Regions from separate parts of the Homo sapiens genome. Here region 1 is linked to region 2. The links are chromatin loops, found by intact Hi-C in ENCODE. Cell type or tissue: Caco-2. All regions are shown on one strand.

Evidence for each region. A loop is a pair of places that touch in the nucleus more often than their neighbours do. Peaks named below come from ENCODE experiments on the same cell type or tissue, not always from the same donor. Only the 100,000 strongest peaks of a DNase experiment are listed, where the experiment ranks them.
Region 1: a loop joins it to region 2, with 6 times the contacts of the local background. A loop is called at or near these places in 2 of 110 quality-filtered maps.

Annotation. Positions count from the first base shown.
Region 1 is chr1:76,545,492-76,550,491 of GRCh38, forward strand. The region is part of intron 3 of ST6GALNAC3 (ST6 N-acetylgalactosaminide alpha-2,6-sialyltransferase 3); the gene reads left to right. Among named protein-coding and RNA genes, the nearest start is that of LINC02567, 230 kb to the right of the region's middle. In Caco-2, no CTCF peak of the experiment used is centred here; a DNase peak (open chromatin) is centred at 2,620.
Region 2 is chr1:76,328,234-76,333,233 of GRCh38, forward strand. All of the region lies in intron 2 of ST6GALNAC3 (ST6 N-acetylgalactosaminide alpha-2,6-sialyltransferase 3), which reads left to right. Among named protein-coding and RNA genes, the nearest start is that of ST6GALNAC3, 260 kb to the left of the region's middle. In Caco-2, a CTCF peak has its summit at 2,947 (motif pointing right); no DNase peak of the experiment used is centred here.

The DNA of each region.
Region 1 (5,000 bases), 220 kb after region 2:
TATGGGAGGTAATAGTAATAATAAAAATAATTATATTATACTTATAGCTGTTATAATTAATAACATTTTTTGTACTTTGTCTCATGCACTGCACTAAGTGTTGTCTATGCCTCACCTTATGTAAACATTAACTGCAACTTAGAAGATTGCTAAGAGATGAAGAAACTTTTTTTTTTTTTTTTGAGACGGAGTTTCACTCTTGTTGCCCAGGCTGGAGTGCAATGGCGCACTCTCAGCTCACCACAGCCTCCGCCTCTCAGGTTCAAGTGATTCTCCTGCCTCAGCCTCCCGAGTAGCTGGGATTACAGGCATGCCCCCCCACATCCAGCTAATTTTTTTGTATTTTTAGTAGAGACAGGGTTTCTCCATGTTGGTCAGGCTGGTCGCAAACTCCTGACCTCAGGTGATCCACCCGCCTCAGCCTTCCAAAGTGCTGGGATCACTGGCGTGAGCCACCGCACTTGGCAGAAGAAACGTTTTACAGATGAAAAAACTGAGGTTGAACAATGAGCATCCCAGGTGTACATTTCATTATTGTTTCTACATTGTGTTGTAATTATATGAAAAGTACAGATTGAGACTCTGTACTTTCCAATTTGGAATCTTAACACCTAACAGTGCTTGGCACATTTAAGGCACGTATTAAATGTTGAATTATGGAAGGCCTTACATACGCTATAGTGATAGAAGCTTTTCAAATGGAAGTGGTTATGTCCTGCGTGATTTGGACCCTCTTACAGCACCTAGCATAATACTCAATAAGTATTTGGAAGGTTGAGTATATGGATTTAAAATTGGCTGGAAAAATTCCAGTAAACTCAGAGGTTTTGGAGTGATGGTGCTAGTAGTGGGATCACTACTGAAGAAGGATAAAGAAGATGAACCTCCTAATATGCTCTTGCCACAACTGTGGGTCTGACTCTTATTTAAGCATTCTTATTCATGACCTGGATGGAAAAAAAAGGAAGAAGCTGCTCCTTTTTAGAATTCACTAATGATTCTAATTTGGAAAGTATCTTGAGCAGCTCGGGCAACAGAAATAAAATGCAAATGACCTTTGAGACATGAGGTATGTAGGCTGGGAATAATAACTTTGTGAGCATTTGAAAAAGGCAAGGCAGTGAATACACCTGGGGAAAGAGAATCCAAACACAGAGCTGTTCTGGGAAGCAGATGCCAGATCTCAGTGATGCCAAAGTAGGCCCAGGAGGCACAGTGGTTGGCAAATTAAATTCAGGCCAGCCATGCAGTCTGGCAGGATGAAAGAGAAGTCCAGGTTGAGGCTGCCTGTGCAGAAGGGCACGGAATAACAGTTCCTCTGTGGACAGTTGTAGCTGAGCAGCACCTGGCACCACACGTTGTGTTCCCACCACTTCATTACTAGGGAAGCTCAGGCAATTTGGAAGTGCAGAGAATAGCAATAAGAGTGAATGAATTCAAGAGCCCGAGGAAGGATGCGGATGAAAGATTAAAAGGATTGGATAGCTGTAGTTTAGCTACAGAAAGCTAAGGGAAGAGAAAGGAGAGGCCTGGAAACTAATAATAAATATCCAAGTCTGTTCTAAAATAGCCAAGAAGAAACTTGCAGAGTAACCATTAAATTAAGATTTTTCAATTGAAAATGGACATTTTCTTCCAAGCCATAGGCTTCTTGCCTAAACCAGCACTCTGCCTACGCAGGTGCTTAGTAAATACTATCTTATGGAATAACTTTTGTTTGCCAAAAGAGTATATGATCTGGGAACTAGACCAACCGAAAACACATTAAAAAATCAGACAACCCATTCCTTAGCGCCCCGTGAGGACAGGATTAAAGGAACTGGATTTTTGTTGTGTTGTTCAAGTCATACTCTTCAACAATGAAGTTACCTCTTCCCATTCAGACAAATAAAGAACAAAATAGAAACCTTTGTAGCACAGGGAATGCCTAAGACACGGTTGACTAGGCTCTGGTTAAATCCCAGTATTGCAATTTACTTTATGTCAAAGGGAACAAGCAAAATGCTAATGCCTACCCTCTCAGACAAACCTTCCTAGGCAATGGAGGGGGTGTAGAAAAGGGTGTACTTTCTGGACTAATGGTGTACTTGGTGGACTTCACTTTTAAATGATCAACCACTTGGGAGGCGGAGGGGAGTGGATCACAAGGTCAGGAATTTGAGACCAGCCTGGCCAACATAGTGAAACCCCATCTCTACTAAAAATACAAAAAAGTAGCTGGGTGCGGTGGCAGGTGCCTGTACTCTCAGCTACTTGGGAGGCTGAGGCAGGAGAATCACTTGAACCTGGGAGGAGGCAGAGGTTGCAGTGAGCCAGGATCGCGCCACTGCACTGCACTCCAGCCCCAGCGACAATGCGAGATTCTGTCTCAAAAAAAAAAAAAAAAAAATCAACCACAAATATCCAAGTAGATAAGTTAGAGGTAATTTCTTGTTTTATAGAAGGAGTCTCTATAAACAGCCAGCTCCCCTTGCTTTGAGCCATTCTTTGTTTACAGATCATTAACCACACCTTTCTTAACTTAGTGCCTGGGTAAGAAAATAAAGTATTCAGCTTCCCAGCCAATTGCAAAGCCTTCATAGTGCCATTGTTAAGCTCCAGGCTCAGAGGGCTTCCTCAAACAAGCCAGACCTTTGAAACATACTGCTCCTCCCTCTGCTGGTCTTGTTTATCCTCCCACTTCTCTGCCCCATTCTTGCTTTCTTCCTGGCTGGCTCCCTCTCATTCTTTTCCTCTCAACTTAAATGTCCCCTCTTCTAAAAGGCCACCCTATGTGTGTTTATCTGCTTGGGATGATTTTGGCTGCAAATAAGAGGAAACTGTATCGATAGTGGCCCAGGCCAGTAGATATTAATTCACTTGCTTGAAGTCCATAAGCACATAGTTCAGCTCTGGTACCATGGCTCAGCAATGCAGTCAAGGACCAGGCAGCCTTCTAGCTCTCTGCTTCATCTCATACCATTGGCTTCCATCTTTATTATTTCAATATATATGCTTCACCCCAGCATCACTTCCATGCCCCAGGCAGGATGACATAGCAGGAGTTAAGGGAGCATAAAGTCTTTCTTACGTGAGGCGTTGTTGCTTTTTTCAGGAAGGAGAATAGTCCCCAGAGACTCCTAACTATCTCTGATTGATTAGAACTGTGTCACGTGCAAGATAGTCTGAAATATCATGATTAGCTTTCCAACCTCTATAGTAAAGGAAGGCAAGGGCCAGGGGTCTGTGGATATCTTTTAGGCAGCCAAACTTCAGTGTCTGCCATGGTATATGCCTCTCCCTCTCCTACCCCCCATTTACCCTCAGTCATGGTTCCATATTTTTTTCTCTTCATGGCATTTACCATGATTTGTAGTTGTACATTTTAATCCCACTGGGATAGATATCTTCCATAGCTGGCTCTGCCGCCACTGTATCCCCAGCCTTTAGTGCCCTGTGCCTGATGAATAGCAGGTACTTAATAAACATGGTTTGATTTGTAGCTTAGCTGGCTGCTAGATGAAAAGAGAAGAGAAGTTATTTCTGAAGTTATCACACAATCACAACATCCTGGAAAAACAGGATTCTGGTTATCAAAATTTGATTTACACATACATCCTTTGTATTTATTATACCATGTTTCAAATATAAAGAGATGTATATATGAAATAAAATAACGAACACTCAAATTCCCACCATTCAGCTCTATCAAATTTACAGATTTTGCCATAGGCCCTTGAGGTCTGTTGATACTGTTATATTTTAAGAAACAAAACATCTCAAATCCAATTGATGTCCCCGTGTCCCTTCCCTGTCCGTGCTCCTGTCTTTCTGTCTCCAGAAATAACCATTACCCTGAATTTGAGTTTACCAGTCTAGTATGCATTTTTATACTATGACTATATATGTACATAGTCATAGCAATTACAGGGCATTATTTTGCAGGTTTTCAAGCTGTTATATAAATATTATATTTTGTATAAAATTATATAGATTATATAAATACTAAAAATATTATTACCTTTTTGGTCTATTTGTTTAACTACATTTTTGCATATAGCTATGTAGTGTTTTGTTGTATAAATATACCACAATTTATTTTTCCATTTTTCTGTTGATAAACATTTTGATTGTTTACAGTCTTCCCCTGTAATAGGTAATGCCACATACAATTAACATTCTTTTACATATTTTTTTTTGTCACACATGTGAGGGTTTCTTAGTCTAAGATATATACCTAGAAGTAAATTTACAGGGGGAAGGAGGTAGGATTGCTCTGATTTTCTTTGATTCGGCCAAAGTGTTCTACAAAACAGTTGTGCCAACTGATGCTTCCACAAGCAGTGGATGAGAGAAGCTGTTTCAGGTTTCAGCAGTTGGTATCATCAGACAGATCTGTATCAATCTTTTAGTGTGAAATGGCATCACATCATTTTATTTTGTGTTTCCCTGACAATGAGGAAGGTCGAAGATCTTTAAATAGGTATCTTGGCCAATCAAGTTTTGTTTTATAAAAATTTGTGTCCATTTCCCTTTTAGAGGGAATGGGTTTTGTTTTCTTATTGATTTATACAGTACTTTATATATTCTGGATAGCAATTCTTTGTTGTTAACATGCATTGCAAATGTCTTTTTCCACACTGTTGCTAGGCTTTTCATGTTGTTTATGATGTTGCTTTATTAATAGCAGTATTCAATTTTAATATCATACAATTTATCAACCTATTACTTTGTGGTTTGGGCTTTTTATGTCTCATATAAGAAAACCTTCTTCATTTCCAAAATTCTAAAGATTCTACCATATTTACTTATAAAAGCTTTACAGTTTGGCTTTCTACAAGTAGTCCAGCTGGAATCATTGTTATATAATATAATGGGCTCTAATTTTATTTTATTTTTTGCTGCATAGGTAACTAGTCATCTCAGCAGCATTATTGAATGCTTCATTTTTTGGTCACTGATTGATTGATACCAAGTTTGCATGTATGTGTGTGTCTCTTTTTGGATTCTGTATTATGCTT
Region 2 (5,000 bases):
GGAGTCACCTGCCTATAACTCTCATATGTGATTTAATCTTGATTGTTTTTGTTGAATTGGGGAACTTCACGAATGAGAAGTAGAGGAGTTGAGATTTTTACTTTCTGGCATGAGCTACCGTTAAACTGATTATCTCGCTGCAGTCCACATCTGGACCAAGTACAAAAGTGAAGCCTGACTTCTTACTCTGTGGTGCTGATAGGAATAACAGCCACAACACCACCATTTTTGCCATCTTGCTGATGAATTGACCTCATATTTCTCTACCTACATTTTTCAAAATAGTGCTCTTTTATGAGTTACTCAAGCCCCATTTTAAAAGCAGTGTGGTTGATAAGTATGTTTCATACCTGCTTGTACTGAGCTTTTTTAACCTTGTGCTCTTGAAATAATATGAGCTTTTGGACACTATGTATTCAGTACAGACTTTCAGAGTGAAAATGTTGATTTTCCCAAATTAAAGAACTAGGGGATATGGTAATATATGCTCTCAATTTTGAATTAGGTGGAAATTGACATCGTTTGTCAGAAATATACTGAGGATAAAAATGAGGTAAAGTTTTAGGTGCTGAGCTGTGTGCCAAATAGCCCTTGTGTTTCTTTCTTGAACATCTACTTCAAAGAAGCAGATTTGCCTTTGATATCCCTGGGAGCCACATGAATATGAACTGACTCCAATTGCCCTCATCATCTCCAGAATTTATTTTTTATTTTTTTAGGGCATGAGTCTGTGGTCAATTTGCTTATTTGCTTCTCCAAACCAGCATGATCATTATAATTCTCCTTTTCATGAAATAACCCACTCTCAGCCTGTTGTTAATCCTACCTAGAGGTTGGGAGTGGAGTCACCTAACATGAGGGCATTCATCTCTTCAGTAAGTGGTGTGCTTGTGTCAGAAATTTTTATGCAGACAAAAACACAGGAATCATCATGGCAACAGAATAATATTCACCACCTGAGCCACCTTGACATTTCTCAGCTAGTAGGAAGCTTTCTTTTTTCTTTTGTGCTTTTAACATAGAAGAATGCCTCCTAAGTTTTGCAGGCTACATAGTCATGCCCATGAGCCTCCTCTTTTCAATGCATCCTGCCCCCATAACCATTTTTCTCTGTAAGTGATGTTAACTATGCAGAAAGCCAATTAGGAGATTCTACTTAGAATTCCTTCTCTTAACTGTTTCTCAAAGCTTATGTGGTATAACTGCTAGAAAAAGATGTTTGAAAAATAATAATATATTCTATATTGGCCATTCAATGTCTCACCTTCATGCCTTAGCTCAAACTGGCAAGCTTCTTTATGCCATCTCTACATGTAGAAAAAGTCTACCGATTCCTTAAAATCCCATCCAAAGGCCATTTCCTCTGTGGTGGTTTGCCTGTCTCACCTCCTTAGCAGTCACGGCTCTCTCTCATGAGTCCTTTTAACACTTTAATAATAACTAATAATTATAAACACATGGATCATTCTTTAGGTTTTACAAAGTTTGTTGACACATCATTTCATGTAACAAATAATCTTGTGGCTTTGATTATATTCTCCATTTTTATTCTCTTTCTCTCTCTTTATTTATTTATTTATTTATTTATTTTTTGAGATGGAGTCTTGCTCTGTCACCCAGGCTGGAGTACAGTGGTGCAATCTCTGCTCACTGCAACCTCCATCTCCCAGGTTCAGGTGATTCTCCTGCCTCAGCCTCCCAAGTAGCTGGGATTACAGGCATGCACCACCATGCCCAGCTAATTTTTGTATTTTCATTAGAGACGTGATTTCACCATGTTGGTCAGGCTGGTCTCAAACTCCTGACCTCAGTTGATTCACCTGCCTCCCAAAGTGTTGGGATTACAAGCGTAAGCCACCATGCCCAGCCTATATTCCCCAACAATGGAGAATATTAAACAAATAAACACAGGAGGGTTAAGTAATTTTTTTTTTCTTGAGACAGAGCCTCACTCTGTCGCCCAGGCTGGAGTGCAGTGGCGTGATCTCAGCTCACTGCAACCTCTGCCTCCTAGGTTCAAGTGATTCTCCTGCCTCAGCCTCCTGAGTAGCTAGGATTACAGGTGCACACCATCATGCCCGGCTAATTTTTGTATTTTTAATAGAGATGGGGTTTCACCATGTTGGTGAGGCTGGTGTCAAATCAAACTCCTCACCTCATGATCCGCCTACCTCAGCCTCCCAAAGTGCTGGGATTACAGGCGTGAGCCCGTGCCAGGCCAAGTAATTTGTTAAGTGACACACAGCTGTCCTCTGTCTTCTGACATCAAATGTCTTCCTGTGCTAGCTATATACTGTTGGTCTCAAATTATCATTATCTTAGCCAACCGTTCTGGAGGACATCTGTGTGCTAGGCATTCTTCTAAGTGGTTTATATGCAGCAGCAGTAATAGCCAACATCTTCTTGCCAGATATCCACTTAGTCTTCAAAGCAACCCTATGTAATAGATACTATTATTATTCCACCATTTAGAAATGAATAATCTAAGGGACAGGGAAGTCAAGTAACTTATTCAAGGTCAGATAACTACAGGAGGCTGCTGCAAGTGTCGGTCTTTCCATATCCAAAATCTGGTGTCTTAGTCAGTGAAAATGCTGCAAAACCTCAAAATTGACAGAGGCCACCCTTTAGACATAATTGCTACAGGAATATTGATCCCATCTCCTCTTGTATTTCAAATCTTCAGAGTGCATTCCACAGCCTTTTGCCTGTGGTATCCAAGACCATAGAGGCAAGAATGTCTGGGAAATGTAGGTGTTAGATTGCCAGCCTCTGCTGGGTAAGATGGCAGAAGAGCATAGAGGAAGGTAAAAATGAATACTGGGTACCAGTAGACAATATCTAGCATACTCGTGATAATGATGTAAGACTACTGCCATTTCTTTAGAATGCGATCCTGGTGAGATGGCCAATGAATGTTTAGTCACTCAGATATGCAGTGGTGTCCCCCTACCACTAGGGGGAGATGAACAACCGGCATAGTTTGATGTCTTAAGAAAGATTATTTGTTCATGAGTAATGGAAAAAAATACTGAGAAAGAAGTGGTTGCTTTCTATGGCTTATGAGGAGAAGCTTATGCTGTCTTTAATGAAAAATTAATCAGATAAACAAATGTCCAGAGGAATATATCCAGATGTATTCCTATTTACAGTCACTTAGTGGATGTGCCAGCATCCAAATGCTTCCTTAATCTTTCAACTATCTAAGTAATGATTGAATAGAACCTTTGCTCCACCTTTCCTGCTTAAATGCTACTTTATTAGCATTACTTCTTGTCCATAACCATCATTGCCTAAGTGCTCTGCAACTTACCTATTTAAATACTGGATAGATTGTCATCAGTTCCTCATCTGACCAATCATTTGTTTCACCAATTACTTGCAGATTCTCATTCTCGTAATGGTCCTACCATGGAACTGTTGCATCTCCCTGTTTTCCTCACCACCTCCAGCTAATCAGGGTAGAGTTTGCTCTAATGAGCTTATGTCTCAGGAGGGCAGGTCTTTCTGTGAAAAACTGTCAAAACTCTTCTAATGGGAAACAAATATTAATGTAAATGTAGGCATTTATTTGCCAAAAGAGTAGTAGCTCAAGAATTGCTAGCAATAATTACCCTACTTGCCAGTGTATTGTGTCTTTTTTGATTATTCCTCTCTTTCTATGTAGAGACCTGCCTAAAATATCTCATGAATTTTTCTCCCTCAAGTGTGCATTTGTGAAGTTTCTCGAAAGATTGATTGGAACACAAGGATTTCAGTTTGTGGCGTCCTGTTAATCAGGTCAGATTTGTTAAAGTCATTAGTGTTAAAAATTTCTTTGTACTCACAATTCTCCTTACCCAGAGTTAGTTCTGTGGCAGTGTATTAGTGTGGGCAGGGTATCTTCCATCAACTTAGTGTTTTTAATGGAGCTTACCAGAGTTAATGACAGTGGCAGTCCCCCCAGGGAAAACAAGACAGTTGGCTCAGATGTCTTGTGGGAGCTGAACCTGCTAGAATGTTCTTCTGGGGGTTTCATCACTAATCTGCCAACAACTGGAGTCTGTATCCTATTAGTTTCTATTCACTGAAGTTGTGAGATGCCATGTACTTTCTTTTTCCAGTCATCTCATTTTTCTCATCTTCTAATTCGTGAAAGGGACACAGAAATATTTAGAAAAATTGGGATTCTGCAAATTGTGAGATTGATTTTCCTATGTTCATCTCATAGTGTTCAGATTGAGATAAGGTACTAACTTCACTAAGCTCTTAAGTTGTCCACTATAAGACAAAGTCAATACTACTTCCTTGGAAAGAAATAAGGCCATGATGAGTTAGGTTTTCACCATGTGTAGGTTATTCTAAGGGTTTCAGGTCTAATGGCATCCCCTGAGGTAGTAGGTAGATAAGCTGGTCATCAGGTTAGAGCCTGTATTTTGAATCAATTCATGTGTAGTCCTTACGACCATTCATTCTACAGATTCTGGTATCTGCCCACCTCTCAGGCCCCTCTCTCATTGCGCCCTGTACCCACAGTACTCATGCTTTGCCCATTCTGAATCATTTTGAATCCTAAATTATACAGTATACTTTATATTTAATACATTTCTGAATTTTCAAGTGCCAGCTCCTCCCCTCATTTACCTGGTAAACTCCTTACCTTCTAGGTCTTTTCTGATTGTCTTCTTCTTGTTGGTGTGCTCAGGTTCCTAGTGTAGCTTATACCTGATTCAACCAGAACACCTATAGCAATTTATTGCCATCACTTTTGTGCAGAGCTCCTCTTATATAACCATAGGCCCCTGAAAGGCTGGACCCTCTTTGCATCTCAAGTCTTCTTCTTCCATTCCCTGCCTGCCATTAGTGGTGTCTCCATGCAGGAAGAAGCATATCCAAAAATATTTTAAATTATGTAAATTTCAATAAAGTATTTATTTCAACCCTCAGAGAAAATGAGATCAGATTTGTACAGAGATGTGGTTCTCCTCAATTGTGGTAAGTTTAATGGGTGAGAATGCTGA